Regions from separate parts of the Homo sapiens genome. Here region 2 is linked to region 1. The links are chromatin loops, found by intact Hi-C in ENCODE. Cell type or tissue: IMR-90. All regions are shown on one strand. Each heading gives the region's core, and the rest is flanking DNA. Links, peaks and the distances in the headings are about the cores only.

What was found. Hi-C counts contacts between places; a loop is a spot of excess contacts. Peaks named below come from ENCODE experiments on the same cell type or tissue, not always from the same donor. Only the 100,000 strongest peaks of a DNase experiment are listed, where the experiment ranks them.
Region 2: it touches region 1 in a loop (8-fold over the local background); 17 of 110 quality-filtered maps call a loop at or near these places.

The regions. Positions count from the first base shown.
Region 1 is chr2:16,725,499-16,729,894 of GRCh38, reverse strand. No RefSeq gene overlaps it. Among named protein-coding and RNA genes, the nearest start is that of CYRIA, 62 kb to the right of the region's middle. In IMR-90, for the core only: a CTCF peak has its summit at 2,545; no DNase peak of the experiment used is centred there.
Region 2 is chr2:16,611,363-16,615,758 of GRCh38, reverse strand. The region is part of intron 2 of CYRIA (CYFIP related Rac1 interactor A); the gene reads left to right. Among named protein-coding and RNA genes, the nearest start is that of CYRIA, 52 kb to the left of the region's middle. In IMR-90, for the core only: a CTCF peak has its summit at 2,129; no DNase peak of the experiment used is centred there; H3K27ac peaks cover 395 bases.

The DNA of each region.
Region 1 (4,396 bases), core at 96-4,095:
GTATGAAACCATTTTCTCTATGGTTGGAAAATTATCATCATCATGAGTATATTAAACTTTTTTACTTAAAATGTGTTTTTGGCTATTAAGTGCAGTATATTTTTTGATGTTTAAAATTCAGACAGAGAAATTGTGGCCAAGGAAATTGTCAGGTATCATTCACAGTAATTAGAAACCAGAATTCCTGCAAACAGTTAAAACCCAGGACTCCCGAAAGCTTAAAAAGTGATGATGAACTTAGAAAATGAAAGTCAAGAACTGTTGAGTACAAACATTCGGGTTGACCCTCTCTGCACTGTGAAGTTGCAGGCAGAGAGGCAGAACTTTCATTCTGTGATCACTGGTGCTTGTCAGATATGGAGTCCACGTCATATGATGACTTCAAGAAGGAAGAAGAAATGGGTCCAATGAGAAAGGAAGATGAGGAGAGAGCACGCCATGACATAGTCTTTCTAGTGGAAAATGACTAACACTAATTTCTTCAAGCGTCTAAGTCATCAACTGCCTTTCAGAGAGCCTGAGACACTGTGCAGGGAATATGCAGGCTAGTGCCTTTGAAAGCAAATTTCTCCAATTTACCAGTTGTCCCAAACCATGATCACTTCTCATCTGACATCTTATTACCTCATTCTATAGACAAAGAAAGATGCAGTGCCCATTTATTTTTCTTCTAGACATTCTGCCCAGGAATCATATTCACTTGTGTTCAAACTAAAGATGCTCTGGGCTAAATTTCTCTCCTTAGTTTGGGCTACAGGTGGTCTCAGATCTATTTGGGCTTTGATGTTTATAGCTCTTTTATGTTATGAGAAAGGTGGCTACATATGCCAAAAGTCTCTCCCCTGCAATAATGTAGAACCAGTATTTAGTTTTGCATTGTTCTACAGTGTTTCCTCAGATGTAGCAGAGTGAAACAGTGACTCTTAAAATAGATCATCAACTCAGAGAGAAACCTGATGAGACATAGTCAAGAAGGATGAAATGATGCCCAGACAACTGGCGGAGTACTACGTGCAGAACAATCCCGTGCTCTGCAGTAAGTAAACATGCAGGAAACAGACCCCTCTGTTGCCTTTAACGTTGCAAAATCATGACAGGAGAAAACATGCTTCTTAACCTGTTTTCTTAAGTTTAAGAAAAACAAACAAAACCTGATGTTTTATGGAAAAGTTACCTTGATGCTCACAGAGAGTATTGGCAGTGTTATTACACACTTACAAGGTATGAAACTCATAGGAATTGTGGTTTTGGTTTTTCTTGTTTTATTTTCCCTATTTCATAAGAAAAAATGATCAAAACAGAAGTACTTTGAGAAGATGAAACACAGTCAGCTGAGTTGTTGAAATGCCCCCAAATTCTTACATAAGGATGGAGATGTATGTCTCAGCCTCTCATGCTGGCCATTGTAATGGGAAAAGCATTTGAGAGTCAGTGAACAGCTGGCTGCTTAATTACAAGAAAATTGTTATTGGGACAGCTACAGAATACACAAAGCTGAGATTCTGGGTCTTTTTACACAAAATATTTTCTTATATAAACACTACTATTTGTATTATCTTGAACATTAATTTAATGTTAAAATTATTCCTAAGAAGGTGTGTTAGTCCATTTTCACACTTCTGTAAAAATACTACCTGGGACTGGGTAATGTATAAACAAAGGAGGTTTAATTGACTCACAGTTCTGCATGGCTGGGGAGGCCTCAGGAAACTTACAGTTATGGCAGAAGAGAAAGCAGGCACCTTCTTCACAAGGCGGCAGGAGAGTAAGTGAGGGGGAGAAGCACCAGACACTTATCAAACAACCAGATCTCATGAGAACTCACTCACTATCACGAGAACAGCATGAGAGAAACCACCCCCATAATTCAATCACCTCCCACCAGGTCCCTCCCTTGACATGTGGGAATTGCAGTTTGAGATGAGATTTAGACACAGAGCCAAACCATATCAGGAGGATAGGATGTATGAAGCATTCTTAGGAAATATATTCCACACTCCTCTTTATGTTGGTAAAAATACTTTCCTATATTCCTCATACCCATGTCAATCTCCTGACTTGTGTTCTCTCCTAGGATTTATTTGTGGTATCTCTTGTGCTTTTAGATATTTAAGCAGAATTGCTTTCTCCATAATGTCTTGGTCCCAATCACACTAATCATATGTGGTCACTCTATTTTCACCTTCATATATATTTCACAGTCTTTCTTTTGGAAAAAAAAAATCCTATCTTCTGGGCAATTCTTATCCCTAGCCCAACAATCCTAATCATAGTTCGGCTTTCTGGCAGCGTGTGGCCTTTTCCTTGGCAATGTTGATATGAAGCAATTCCAAAACAAGCAAATCCTAGTAAGCCTCTGTTTTCCCAGAAAATAGCATGGCACACTCAACAACTCGTGGGTGTTTTTGCATCCTCGAAAGTTCAGCTGACAACCTTCATTGTCTTCTGCTGTCTTGGAAATTGAAAGGTCACCTTAAAGTAGAGGCAGCTTTCCCTGTGTCACCCAATGAGTTAGAAGAACTCTTGACTCCCAGCTCTTGCCACACAGTGGTGCTAAGATCATGGGTATTTGACTAGGTTTCTGTTGGGTATTGGGCCAGGGAATTTTGACTCCATTTTCTCTGGTTACATCAAATCCCGATATTCAGTGATCCACTATCTGGGTTTTTGTCACTCGTGGCTCCCTTCCTTCCCTTGCTGCCAGCAACTCTATGTCCTCCATTCTGAACAAACATCACATATGTGTGCACAGGAGAGTGCTTGCACACACACACACACACATTGTCATCATCATCATTGTCATCATCTCCACACCTCCCACCCCTTTGACCCTGTTACTTTCCTCCTCAAATATCAAGGAAAGCACCCAACAGGTGAGAAGGGCTTCTCAGTGTACCTTTTCTGCAGTTAATTGCCTCCTATCCTCTCTCTGACATTCAATGCGCCATTGAGTTCAACCAATATCTGCTGGAAACTGTGTTAGGCCTTAAGAATACATATTTGAACAGAATATTGGCCTTACCTTCTACTTGTTCACTGTCCAGTAGGGAAGGCAATCGTGAAAATAAATAATTGAAAACGAAACATGATTAATAAGAGAACTGAAAGATTATGTGACTCTTCTGAAGTCACAAGGCCAGTGACTAAGAAAAAATGACTAGAACCCAGGTTTTTTGTATCCTAGCTAGGGACTTTAGCAAAGTTTTGCAGAAAAAAATACACATTAGTTTTAATGATAATGAAGCAAAAGTGACTTAGCGAAAAAAATTGAATTGCCCATATGTGTGTGAAGAGCTTTAAAATGCTGCAAGGAATAGACAGGAATAAAGACGGAGTAGAAAGGTGAAGAGGAGGAAAAGGAGGAAGAGGAGAATGAGAAGGAGGAGGAAGAGAAGAGGAAAAAGACTTTAAAAAAATAGAATAATATATGTTCTCATATTCCATTTTAAGAAGGTGGATACCAAACAGTATCTTGCCAATGACTGTTGGCAATTACAGTGCTTGCCAATTACTATTGCTCTAAGCCTCGGAAAGAGTCTCTGAAGTCATCTGGGGTGAGTGTAACTTCCGGAAGAGAGTTGGGAAATGTAGAGCATGAGAGATCAGGCACTGGGCCTCTCCAGAATAATAGTTTCTTTTGGATTTTCCACTCATGGAAAGTGGACTCCTTCCAGAAGAATCAGAAGAGGCAAGGGCTAGGTATTTGTTGGAGTGTCCCCCACCCAGCTCCAACAGAAGAAATATTGAACCAATCCCCAAAGGCAGAAAGGGAATGCATACTGGCTGGAAAAGATAAAATGTGATGAAGTGGAAAAAACCCATTCTGGAGTCAAACTACCTAGGTACTGGTCCTAACTCCTCCATCTGCTGATGTCAACCTCAGTCATGCCACTTTACTCTCAAGTACTTGAGTTTTTTGTGTATAACAGGAGAATAATTATACTGTCACTGTTAGCCTTCTAGGGAAGCACTATGGTAACGATAAGTTAAAGAATGCAAAGGTCAGGTATTCTGAAAGGCTGCAAACACATGAGGGGTTATAGAAAAACTAACATAGCATGCAACGACTCGTGTGTCACTGAATCATCAACCACCTCGTTCATTCGTTCCATCTGTAAGCTTTCACTGTCTTCCCTCTGCCAAGCACTATGCTAGATGCAGAGCTTCAGAGATGACTGGGACATGACACCTACTCTCAACGAGTTCACAGTCTAGAGGAGGAGACAGACACTCAAAGAGATAATCAAATGCGAAATGCAAGGGCCAGGATGGCATATTGAAGAGATGGCCTCGGCTATGTGAGTCAGGGGTTATCTCTCGGCTGAAGAGAAAACTACAACTGGCTCTTGAAGAGTGTTTAAGGGTTGAGGATACGTTTAGGATTTGAAGGGCAGAA
Region 2 (4,396 bases), core at 215-4,214, 110 kb after region 1:
TTGACTGTTCTCTGCTTTTGCATTGCATTTAGCGATCTAGATTTTCTATTATAACAGATATTTTTGTGGAGAGTTGAACCTTGGAAATTTCATAAATCTTATTTTTGGAGGGATCTGAGGGATCATTGGGTCTACCTCTGTGTGATCTCATTTGCAGGTGAAGAAACAGGCTGGGAGAGTGGAGGCAGTGTTGGTTGTAGAAAGAGTGAAGACTTCATAGCCATCTAGTCCAGCTCAAGGACTGAGATATTGTATGTGAAGCACTTAGTACAAAGCCCAGCCTGCAGTGGGGGCTCAGTGGGTCCTATCCCTGGTTACAATGTAAACTTTCATTTGTGCAAGTGGAACTAATCAAGGGGCCCACTTGTAAAACCAAATGCATACTAAACCAGTAGGAGAGGAACTCCGGATTTCGGGACCAATCCTAAAACGACCACTGGTTACTTGGGGGAGGCAGAAGAGAAGGGGATATGACACTGGGACTTCAGATCTTTAGTCAAGTGCAGTGGTTCTCAAACTTGAGGACACTGAGGATTCGATTAAAACATAGACTTGCGTTCAGCAGTTCTGAGGTGGGGCTTGAGAGACTGCATTTGTAATAAGCTCCCAGGTGGGTGCCAGTCTCCAGACCATGCTCAGAGCAGTAAGAGCCTAGAAAACTCAAAGAAAAAACAATAAGCCATTTTGTATTTCATGGTTAGAAGCAATTTATGCAGAATTCATTGCCAGAGCTCCTTTATGGACAAGAACTACTGGCTCCTGTTTGGAGCCTGATCCAGTCCATCTAATGGAGTCACACAGAAGGGAATGGTCTTCATGAGTTCCAGAATCTTGCTGTGCCGCAGTTTCCTTATCTAAAGGCACTACTCTGCAGAGAGATTTTGAAGATGAGTAAGAGCCAGCAAAGAGCTTGGCATCCAGTAGGCATTCAAGAAAAGGCAGCTGTGGAGAGGGATGTGGCACCTTGCCAAGGCCATACAGCTGCTACGTGGCAGGTGACCGGGTGTCTCTACGCTCCGTCTCAGTGTATTTTCCATCTTCCACTGAGTACCAGAGGACCTGAGATTATTTTGTGTAGCTGAGCTGGGTTGTCAGATGATATGAGCTGGGGAGCAACTCAGACCTCATGTTGGAATCACAATTTGCTGTCTTCAAGTGGAATGAAGAAATAGCCCAAACAGTGCTTGATCTGTCTGGGAGGCTTGCAGGCTCTCCAGAGGGTGAAAGGCAAAGCGTTCGAATGTAGAGGACTGTGTGGCCACAGACAGCAGCCTGGGAACCCCGACGACAGGGGAAAGTTTAAATCAGGATAGAGCATCGCTGAGTCATCAGGAGCCAGGCTGGGCTTACACAGAAATTCAGAGATAAACTTTGTGCGTTTGTTTGTTTGGTTTAATTGTGGTCTTGGCTTATCAATCTAAACAGGGAAGTTCCATGAGGACTTTGCTGCCTTCTCTTGTGGATTGCAGATTTCCTGCAGGGACATCCTCCATGGGAGCAACTTGTACCTTTGTCCATCTCCCATCTGTCCATAAAAGCAGGCTCGGGGGTACAGATCATGAATTGAGGGTCTTCAACTATGTGCATTTCCATTTCCAGAGTATTTTCTGACTCAAAATATAATTTTAAGTGGGGGTTTTGTTTAAATGAGTTATAGAAACTCATTCTGATAAGCTTGTGGTAGGATTCCAACCTTTCTTTTTACCCTTAACTTGAGTGAAGTTGATTCAGCCACAACACAGATGTTTTCCTCAGTGGAAAACGTGACTTAAGAAACTAGTTGAAGGGGCTGGAGAGGATAATTACTAAGCCAAATGGCTAAGTCTATTCACGTTTCCTTCTCAAATGTCATAGCCCCGTTTTCTGGCAAAGTGGTCAAGACAGATGCTTTTGAAATGACCTTGAAGCAGCAATTGAGTTACTACATTAAGTAAGCGTTGGCTACTACAACTGTGAGTTTAAACACTTTTTACAAATGAGTGGAATCACGTTTAGAAAATATTCAGGATGTTGAACTTGATACTTCTGCTTTGTCCTTTTTTCACAAATTTCTGCATTTGTGTTCGGTACCTACCTGACCAGGTCTGGTATTTTTAATGTGAGATGATAATGCCCCTTAGTGGATAAGGTACTTAACTGCAAGCTCTTGCATTTGCCCAGAGAAAAGCTCTCCAATTTAGCAGAAATATACAATATAGTAACTCTTCAAACTAACCTACTGGAGGGTAATTGTGAGAATTAAATGAGGGCATTTGCATGTAGCGCTTAGCATAGCATCGAGTGCAGGGCTGACACTCAGCGAATGGCTGCTGTTAGTGTAGTTATCGGATCATGAGAATTTGATTTAGATGAAGGCCTTTTGAAAGCAGGGGAATGAGTGTCCTTGGGATTTCAGTGTCAGGGTCCTCTGTGTCTGCTCAGGTATGCATTATGAAAAGGGACTGAAGAGAATCATGTCCTCCCCTGGGACAGCACTACCCGCTGGCTCTCCTGCCCAGAGGTGGAGGCAGTAAATACCTGAAAATGCACTCCTGAAAATGCATGGAAGTCTCCCAGCCTTCAGCATTCTTCGAAATTCCTTCAGCTGGAATTTTGACTTAAAGGAGTGTACTAGTTCATTCTCACGCTGCTAGAAAGACATACCCAAGACTGGGTAATTTACAAAGGAAAGAGGTTTAATTGACTCACAGTTCCACATGGCTGTGGAGGCCTCACAGTCAAGGAGGAAGACGAATGAGGAGCAAAGTCACATCTTACACGGTAGCAGGCAAGAAAGCTTGTGCGGGGGAACTCCCATTTATAAAACCATCAGATCTCATGAGACACATTCACTACCATGAGAACAGTATGGGGGGGAAGTGCCACCATGATTCAATTACCTCCCACCAGGTCCCTCCCACGACATGTCGGGATTATGGGACCTACAATTCCAGATGAGATTTTGGGTGGGGACAGAGTCAGACCATATCAAGAAGTTCCATAAAATGAGCATCCACCTCCGCTTGGTGGGGAGACATTGCTATTTTGCAGCATCTATCCTTGAAGTTGGACTTCTCACGCAGCTCAGCCTCCTGCAGCTGATTGGCTGCTTCAGAGGCCAGAGCAGAGATGGTTCTGCAGGCTTGTCATCATGAAAGTAAGTCTCTGGCCATCACATCCTAGCAGTGGGTGGCAGGCTCTTCTCAAATCCTGCTGTCTTTTTTAGAAGTTAATTTGTGCATCATTGAGGACATATTTCACTTTTCTTGTTGACTCAAATTATCTTTCTTTTAACTTTCAAGCATAGCATGAGATCTTTAGCTATATCTTTATTAAAATGAGTGTCACCATGGTGGAACCATTTTTATTCCTCCCCTCCCTTCATCCCACCCTCTTTTTTCCTCCTTTTCTCTTTCTTCCTTATTTCCTTCCTTCCTTCCTTCTTCCTATCCTCTCACCCTTTTCCCCCCTCCCATCCACATGCCCTCCTTTCCTTCCCTCTTTCTTTCTAAGTAGTTGCCTGGAAGGACCTCAGGCTGGAAGAACTTGGATTCTGATTGTGGCCTTCACACTATCATTCTTCACTCATTCTTTCATGCATTCAGCCACACACATTCCCTGGGTGGCTTGCTGTGGATTCAATCACAAGTAAGTTCCAGTTCCCATCCAGGGGGTCTTCACCTCCTAGGAGGAGAGACAGGCAGGTAAGCAGGAGTGACCAGGAATGTGGAAATGTGGTGGGAGAGAGGACACAGGGGGCTGTGGCACAAGGTGCAGAGGGCAAGGAGTCCCCCCTGCAGGACTGGGACAGGCATCGTGGCCTGGCAGGAAACTACTTTCAGAGCAGGCTTAAGAGCCACCCAGGAAATCTGGTCCCACTACTTCAACATAACCAGAAGACTGGGAGCTGGCAATGGCTTGGCTTTCACAGATCTTAAAGCCAACCCTGTGACAGCTGCCACTCCAGAGACCCCTCATGTCCAACCTCCACCACCACCCCCCCACCTCCGCCCCTCCGCCCAGTACGTGTGATCTCAGCAGATCCCAAAGTGAAGGACGTTGGGCTCCTTTCTTCACACCTCACAGGCGTCTTGGCAGTGGGATGTTCACTGGGAGTTTCTCCCTCTCCTCCACCTCGAGCTACAGCCCCTTTCTGCAGGAAACCCTCCCAGACTATTCTAGTCCAGATGAGGCACCTCCTCTTTTAGACTCCTTTCCCCAAACACTTTGCCTTTACCCAGATCACAGTCCTCACTAGAGTCTTCCTCCCCATTATAGTTGTCTTTGAATGCAGATTCTCATCCTTACTGGTCCTTACTGCAAGAGCCATGTTTTATTTAGCCCTATTCTCTAAAAAGAGCAATGCTCATGTATTTATTTCTTTGACTGGTTACCAGATTTATTTATTTATTTTTTG